2 separate regions of the Mus musculus genome follow, and region 1 is linked to region 2. Evidence: chromatin contacts called from ENCODE Hi-C data. All regions are on one chromosome and are shown on one strand. The core of a region is the stretch at or near the end of the contact, and the rest is flanking DNA. Distances in the headings are between cores, read along the strand shown. Region 1 holds the start of Zbtb14 (zinc finger and BTB domain containing 14). Region 2 holds the start of Fbxl17 (F-box and leucine-rich repeat protein 17).

Region 1 (4,339 bases), core at 357-2,856, 5.9 Mb after region 2:
ACTTACATGGATGTCCTGACATTACCAGGCTATCAGATCTCTCCATGGGAGCATCAAGTGCAACCTAGTTCTGGAAACATGATGGCTAGAGAGGGATGTACCTGGGTAAACGTAAAGGCACCAATTAGTCTGGTAGATCTAGAGCTTTGGGATTGAGCAGTTTGTCCAGGGTGACCGGAATTTCCCCTTATACTCCAAATCAAAAATGGCACTTCATTTGCTCTGCAAATGCCTGCTCCCCATAAACAATGCCTCAGTGGCACGAACCAAGCCATGAGCCTGGATATTCGGTCGAGACGGTACAGGGGAGACAGACGGTGCACCGGGACACCTGCCCAAAAGCCAGGCCGAGCTCAGCGCCCGAACCGTGCGCGCCCAGGGGCAGACATGGCCCACGCACATGCACACGCACACGCACGGGAGCGCAGGCTCCCCGCGTTCCCGACGCAGTGCCGAGGCCGGGCGCCGGCGGGAGCCCTGGAGTCGGGAGCTCCAGGAGGGGGCGGGTGCTCGAGAAAGGAGCTCGTGCATTCGCTCCCCTGGCCGGCAGAAGCCCCGCCCCGACCCCGCCCACCCCCTTCTCCCGCGCGCGGGCTCCGCGCGCCCCTTGCCGCGCGCGTGCGCGCGCGTGCGCAGGCCAGGGCTCTCCGCGGGCGGCCCCGTAGACCCAGGGAAAGCAACCACCCGTCAGGTCCCAGATTAACCCTTTCCTCGCTCGCTCACGAGGGAGGCCCCAGCCAGTTCCGTGCCTGCGCAAGCGGCGGCGCGCCTTCTCTCCCCCCCACTACCCCGGAGCCCGCACCGCGCATGCACGGGGAGGGGGGTGGTGGGGGTGTTCGCGGCGGGTTGGCTAGTGTGTGCTCGTGCAGGAGGAGGGCTGCCACCACCAGGGACGTGCACGATTCCCCCCCTACCCCACCCCCTCCCCAAACTCAGAAAAAAAAAAATTAAAAAAAAATCCAAAACACTGCCACCCACCGTGCCCCCGCGTCCATCCCGTCCCTGGCTTGCGCGCTGCCGAGCGAGGGAGCCCACAGCGACAGCGAGCGTCTGTAGCGGTGCCAAGCTGCAGGTAAGCGCGGGCCGGGTGCTGGAAGGGCCGGGGACGGGCGCGGGGACGCGGGGGCAGCCGGCGGCGGGCGCGGCCGGGGCGGCTGCGAGGAGGCGCGTTCCCGCCGAGCTCCGGGGCAGCAGCCAGCTGCAGGATGTGGCGGCGCAGCGCGGTGCGAGCGGGATCGGGGCGTGGGCCGCGGTTGGGCGTGGGGGGCCGGGCGTCCCCGGTGGCTGCGCAGGCCAGCGAGCGGGTGGGGAAGAGGCCAGGCGGCGGCCCCGCGCGCGCGCTCTCTCTCCGCGGCCGAGTTCATGGCCGCCTGGCTCTCCGCGCCGCAGTGCACCGCGGTGGGGGTGGGGACGGCCGAGCCGGGCCCGAGCGCGGCCCGCGGGGCGCCGCCCCTCGCAGCTGTGGTTTCCCCCGGAGCCGACGGGACCCCCCGCGCACGCTCCCCCGCCTGCGTCCGCCGAGCTCCGGGGAGCCGGCCGCGCGCCGCCCCCGCCCTTGGCCGCGGGAGGGCGCGGGAGGACCAGACGCGCAGGCCGCGGAGTGCGCGGGGCGCGAGCTCGGGGCTCGCGGGCGGAGCAGGGCGCGGCGCGGCGCGGGGCTGCGGAACCGGCCGCATGCCCGCTCCCGAGCTCGTCGCGCCGCCGGGGCTGCTGCGGGCCAAGGAAGAGAGCCTCGCGCCCGCGCCGCGACCTGGAGAAGTGGAGGATGGTGGAAGGGAAGGTGGCCCGTCGCTGGCGGGCACAGCTCAGGGGAGCTTTTGTTTAGGAGAGAATGCTGAGGGCTCGCTGCATCCGGCGGCTCATTGGCTGCGAAATGCGAATGTGGGCTCCCCACGCGCGGACTGCGCCCCATGTCTTTCGCGGGGCCCCGGATTCCCCACTCCCAAGTTGTGCGGTCGCAACAGGGAAGTGGTGTGGCCGCCATTGTCGCAGCTGCTCCGGAATAAGGAGGCGGCTGCGGCTGCTTATGTAAGTTTGCTTTGGGAAAGCCTGGCTCTGTGCTCGGTGAGGACGCCTTAACGCTCCCGCGATTTGGGGAGCTGCTAGCAAGGAGCTGCTTTATAGTATTATAGGTGTTGGGCTATGTCTTGTCCTACACCTACTTACACACATACTGGCAATGGTTATCTTCAGGTTTGACTCATTTGAACTTAGCAATGGGAACATCTCTATAGGGGGAAAAAAAAACCGAGCCGATTGCCCTGTGACCTCCTTTGAAAAAGAATTACACACTCACCAGAATCGAGAAGGCGTACGCACGCTGATATGTTGCCATAGCTACCATAGGGCCACTCTTCTCCCAAGTCCATGACCTCAGAAGTGCCACGGAGGGAATTTCTGCAGGGAATGCCTTCCCTTAGGCTGACTGCCGGCCCAGGGTGCATCTAGAACCCAGGAAGGCTGAGGTGAAGACTGGAGGGAGCATCCTTAGAAACTATCTTACCAGCCCTCACTCCGTGCACATGGGAAAGCCTGCTAACTCAGAGCCCTGTGATTCCTATAGTATGAACTTGTTATGGGTTCTCAGGATGTCGACCCTTTGGTGGAATCTCGGACAAAGTCATTGTGTAGGACTGTATTGTAACACGGCCACCTGCTTCTACTGCACTTGTGGGATTGGTGGTCAGTAGAGGAAATTTTTGTTCTTCAAAGCCTGTTGGGCTGCAGGATGTGGAGTTCTTTGGGTGAGAGTTAAGAACGAAAGAAAATTCTTTGAACCTGCATCCGGGGATGGAGGGAGAAAAATGTAAGATTTCTCCATGGCAGTCTTGGAGACAAGTTTGTAATTGTGTAGTAGACAAAGTGGCATGCTTATTTCTCCACTCTTTAGCTGTTGGGTATGTGTGTTCCTGCAGCCGTCCGATATTCAAACATGCATCTAGATGTCTATAGTTCTTAAAGGAAAATGTGCACCCAACAGGAAGTGGTGTGGATAAAGAACATATATGTGCTGATGTTTTCAAGAATATATACCACGGACTACTCCGGGTCTAGTCCTTACATAGAACCAGACCTGACTACTGTTAGCCTCACAGTGTCTCCCCAAAAAACGGTTCATAGGCAAGAGGTGGGACAGAGTGTTTTGTGACTCTTGTAAATACTTGGTTTAGGATTTAATGTAGAAAAAAAAAATCTTACTTAATCTGTGCCTTTCTTCCTGTAGATCTGGCTTGCCCCTGATCAGCCTGAGTCTGATCTGAAGATTTTGGTGTTTAAGGCATTAAGAACATAGCCTGAATTGTTCATGGTGAGTGTACCTTAGAGTAGTAAGCCTCAGACTATCATCTGGCATTTGATTTTAACATAAGTATCTCGGGTCTAGGGGTATCAGTAAGGGCTAAATCTACGTCCTCGGTTTAAGCAAGTCCCTGATCCCCAGTGTGTACACATACACACATTCTACACATACGTTTGTAATTCTACTTCCATGAGGAAAAACCTGTTTTCTTCAGACTTAAACTGGGTTGAATAAAAGTAAGACCATGTTGTTTTTACATAAAACACAGTATTTTTCGATAAGCTCTTGAACTCGCAGTGGAAGGCCTTCTGTGGTGGTTCTGAAATTACTTTGTTTTAAAAATATGTCTATACTTAACCAAGTACAGGTTGAACCTAAGTCCAAAATGTTCAAACTCTGAAGCTTTTTGAAGGGCAATAAGAAGCCATAGATGAAAATTCTGTGCTATGAAGTTTTGTTGAGAATATTATTTGAGAAAACAAAATAAACAAAAGAATATTATTTGAGGCAGGCAAGAGGAAAGATCTCTGAGTTCAAGGCCAGCCTGGTCTACAGATCCAGTTCCAAGACAGCCAGGGTTACCCAGAGAAACCCTGTCTCGAAAAAGAAGTATTTTTTGAAATAGTATATAAATTACCTTCATGCTGTATGTGTAAGGTATATATAAAATAACAACTAGTTTTGGAGTTGGGCTTGGCCTACCATCTTCAATTTATCTCATTATGTGTATGCACGTATTGCAAAACCTGGAGGAAAAAAAATCTAAAACTTGAAACACTTCTGGTCCCGAGCATTTCAGAGAAAGGACACTCAACCTGTACATCTGTTGACTTTTAACTGGATGGCTGGAAGTCTGGCATCCTATGAGCATAAAGCCACTCATCACTGTCTTCCCAGAGGTCTTGGGGGTCAGATTACACCTAGAAACTCATCCAGGAGTGGCTCAAAACTACTATGGAGAAACTAGAGGCCAACACAGAACCATTGTGGCAGTGGTGCCCTCTCTAGTTCTTCAGTGGTGGCTTGTCTCTTCTCTCAAGG
Region 2 (4,115 bases), core at 1,438-3,937:
CTTCCCTCCGGAAACTACCTTGACCATTAACCCAGCCCAACTGAAACAAACCTACCAAAATGAAGACTTCCTATCTACTGACATATCAGAGTGGAAAAGACTTGTAGAGAAGGCTTTCTAATGGTGATGTCAGACAAGTTCTCCCCTTTACTACATTTTGGAAGGAAACAGGCTTACTCACTGAGAGCAAGGTAACAATCTAAACATTATGCTCCTATTGAATGTTTAGCTCAAGGTGACCATTATTGCAAAGGGAAAATAAGTAAGGAAACTGTTACCCAATGGCTGATCATATAAAAATCTAGCGGCAGTTTCAGTATGTAACACTGCTTCAAGTTGTAAAAGCAACAAGTAGCAAAATCTGAGGCTAGTTTATTTGATTCAGAACAATGCAGTAACCAGAGACCTAACAGGTTTATTAAGTACTTGGGAAAACTGCTATTCCCAGAGCTGACCTTTGAAGAGCCACTCTCTGCTTCTCAGATTTCTTATAAAGACCACACACCAGTTGTAAATCAGCTTCTGAACCAATGGTTTGCAAGTTTTCCGGAGCAAGCAAACAACTTCCCCCATTCAGGAAGACCTTTCCTCAACTCCCTGAGAGAGGATTCAAGTCCTCGGGACAGTACACTCAAAAGATGTCTACAGAGGAACACACTGACCAAGGCCTGCCATTCACTCGGTCAGTGTCTGGTCGTGGTAAATGCTTACTATAAGTTATTGCCACTAGACTAGCATCCATCAAACTTTTAAACTTTCCAAACACCAGTATGCAAAGTGGTTGCCCACTGTATACAACTTGCTCAAGAAATGCGTGTATATTCCACAGAATCTAGTATAGTATCTATATTGGGGGGTTTGCCAATGCAATGCATGAACCCCGAGTTGTAGGACCTAAGCTACTTCGAGGCATTCAGCAGCCTCCAAGTTTTCCTACTTCAACACCAGGCTGAAAGCTCAGGCCCCACTGGCTTCCCAGTCTCCCCTTCCGGCGTCCCCCGGCTGTCAGGGAACCCCCCCCCCTCCTCTGCACACAGGGGGAGGAGAGAGAAAGCCTCGGAGGCGGGGGAGCCGGGTTAGGGGGGCGGGGGGGGGGGAGTGAGCATCCCTGCGCCTCCTCGCCCAGACCCACCTTAAGCAGGATGGACGGCGGCAGTTGGTTGATGTCTGGGATCTCGGGGGGCGGCTCCCTGTGACAGTCGCAGGGGTTTTCGGGGGGCTCCTGACAGTCCGCGTCGCCGCTCTCGGGCTGCTGCTGGGCAGACGAGGGGGCGGTGCCCCCGGCTCGGACTGTGTCCCCGGCGGCGGCCACGATGGGGGCACACTCTGAGGCGGGAGAGGCGGGCGCGGGGCAGAGCGGCGGCGGGGGCTGCTCCGGGGCCTGGCAGCAGCCGGCATCGGGCGGCCGCGGCGGCGAGGCACCTCCTCCCGCGGGCCCTCCCCCGCCGCCGCCGCCCCCGCCGCAGCCCCCGCAGCCGCAACGGGGCTGCTTGCAGGGGGTGCAGGCGGGGACCCCGGCCCCTTTCCGCTTGCAAACCATCTCGAGGGCCGTGGCGGGCTCGGCCTGCGGCGGCGGCGCCGGCGGTGCCCGGAAGAGCTGCACGGCGGCCAGCGGTCCCAGGAAGCGCACGGGCCCCACGCCGGCCAGGAAGAGGCTCCGGCCCTGCTGCTCCCAGGCGGCGGCGGCGGCCAGCCCCAGCTCCTTGCAGCAGGACGCGGGCGACGAGGCAGCGGCGGCGGCGGCGGCGGCCGAGGACAGCAGGAAGCGGCGTGCGGCGGCGGCGCAGTCCTCGGCGGCCAGGGCCGCGTAGCGCCGCGCCAAGTGCTGCGAGGAGACGGCGGCGTAGGCCCCGTCCCGCGGCGGCGGCGGCGGTGGCGAGAGCGGCGGCTCCTCCTCTAGGCCGGCGGAGGCGGGCGCGCCGGGGCTGTGCACGATGAAGCAGAGCATGCAGGGCCCGCGGAAGAAGCAGTCCCGGCTCCGGGGCGCCGCGGGCTGCGGGGACGCCTTGGCCAGAGCCCGGCGGGGCAGTCTGAGGAGAGGGCGCCGGCGGCGACACCAGCTGCAGCAGCGAGGCCTCTTCTGGCTCGGGCGGTTACGCGGCTCCTTCGAGAGAAGGTGGCCCATATAGAAGGCCCCGAGGAGGGCGACCGGGACGGGGCGGGAGAGGGAGGCCCGAGGGGCGGGCTCCGGCGGCGGGGCAGGCCGCTGGCTGGGTCGCCCGCGCCGCGCACCCGGCACACGCGACGGCGGGGGTGGGCGTCAGCTGCGGGCCGCCCGGGTGCCCGACGCGGGCTACATGCTTTGCCCCCCGGGGAGCCGGGAGGAGGACGGGCGCGAGCTGTGGGGACGCGAGGGAGGGAAGCGAGTCTGCCGGCCAGGCCAGCCGGTTCAGTCAGTCAGCGCCGCGGCGGGGGCAGCGCGGGCCCGACTCGGACCATTTTAACTGCGGCTGGGCCGGCGGCGCGCGAGCCCGCGACACGGCCCGTCGCCGCGGGAGCGCGCCGCCCGCTCCGGGAGGGGGCGGAGCCGCCCGCGGGGGCGCGCGGGTCTCACCCAGGGGCGGGAGCGCCGCCGGGGGAGAAGCGGGGACCTCGGGGCTGCGCGCTGACGGGGCCGCGCACTCCCTCCGGCTGCACACGGAGGTGGCCTGGACGCCTCCGGGCTCACGCCCCTCTCCCGAAGCGGATGGAGACGCTTCCGAGCCAGCTGGGTGACATCCGTTTCCACGGCCGCGCTGACGTCTGGAGGTGTAAGTTCAAGAGCTGCCATTGGCCAGGCTCAGCTTGGCTCTTCCCCTTCACTTCCCACCCCACCATCGCCCTGACTCGGAAACTGAGGCCAATTGAGAACGGAAGAACCAGTTCCACCTGAGAGGCCTGAGCCCTTGGGTGATGGGTGACAGTCCAGTAAGGATCCGTTAGCTAGGTGACTACACTGATTCTACTCCTGTGTCTAGGCACCTGTTGCATACTGCTGCCTTTGCACACAATTGCGGGCTGAAAACATGTATCACGCTGAAAACAGGTATACACGCTGGAAAAAACACTCCAACATTCCAGGCTCCAAGCTCAATGTTACTGTTGTTTGACACCTTGAAATCCAGTCTGTCCACTCTGTGAATATTAGTGTGGTGCCCTTAGGACAGACTTTGGTGGCTAAGGTGGGGAACTAAAACATGCAAGTTGATCAGACTTCAGAAGTCTTAAGTTACAGTGATGACACAGGTTCTCGGATGGGGAGAGGTCAGCTTTCACAGGGGAGAAGGTAGGGAAAGTTAGTTGTCTTAGTCTCTTCTGCTGCTATAACAATGCTACATACAACAGTAAACTATGAAGAAGTTTATCTCGCTCTGGAGGCTTTGGAAAGTAGAATAACATGCAGTGTCAGCTAAGTGGCAGGGTAAAAGCGCCGGAAACTGTCTATCATTTTTTATCGGGAACCTACTCTTGTGGTAACAATTTGTTCCTGGAGGGCGGAACTCTAGTGTCCTCATCACCTCTTAAAGGACCCCCTTAGGAATGTTGCATGCATACTGTTAACAGTAGCAAATTTCAGGGTAAGTTTTGGAGGGAACTTTGAAACCATGCTAAGAGTCCAAAGCAGTGGATCAGGCAGTGGAGAGGACTTTAGAAAAAGTGTCAGTGGGGGGAGTGGCAGAAAAGAAACAAAGGCTGCGAAGAAATGAGGTGATTTGTTTCTGGCAGTTTCTACTCTTCATTAAAAGAAGCCCCACCCCTCCCTGCTGAAGAATATACTCCCTGGGTATATTCAAAAGCTACCGGGGAGAGAGTTGAGGATATCAGAATTTCAAAAACCAATGGGAAAAAGATTTGTCCAGATATTCACATATTTGTTACTCTCAAATGTGCTGTCTGAACTCCTTCACCTACGGATATCCCCCACATGCCCATGGTTCTTCTGCCTGTAATCGAGGAAAGGGTCTTCCAGGCTCTCAGAGCTCCATTCGTGAATCGTCAAGTTATGGCCATCTCGGCTTGGCTCTTTTCTAGAGCAAATGAAGCTAAAATTGTGCAGAAAGTACAGCCCTGTCAGTTTCTTGTAAGTCAAGCATTCGTCTACCCTTTGGCACATAAAGACCCACATCTTGTGTTCA

The links. Hi-C counts contacts between places; a loop is a spot of excess contacts on that map.
Region 1: a loop to region 2 is called in a map of heart, with 6 times the contacts of the local background. The contact joins the promoter of Zbtb14 here to the promoter of Fbxl17 in region 2. A Hi-C loop is called at or near these places in 5 of 37 maps with a recorded cell type or tissue (T-helper 17 cell, T-helper 2 cell, gastrocnemius and 2 more).

What each region holds. Positions count from the first base shown.
Region 1 is chr17:69,382,198-69,386,536 of GRCm38, forward strand. Zbtb14 (zinc finger and BTB domain containing 14) reads left to right here and starts at 1,607. Exons shown (of 3, transcript NM_009547.3): 1 at 1,607-2,028; 2 at 3,224-3,307. The coding sequence starts at 3,305. It overlaps Gm49894, which reads right to left and starts at 1,984. Exons shown (of 3, transcript XM_030250167.1): 1 at 1,903-1,984; 2 at 979-1,814; 3 at 1-101. The coding sequence starts at 1,984. The coding sequence ends at 54.
Region 2 is chr17:63,497,893-63,502,007 of GRCm38, forward strand. It overlaps Fbxl17 (F-box and leucine-rich repeat protein 17), which reads right to left and starts at 2,688. Exons shown (of 9, transcript NM_015794.1): 1 at 1,133-2,688. The coding sequence starts at 2,125.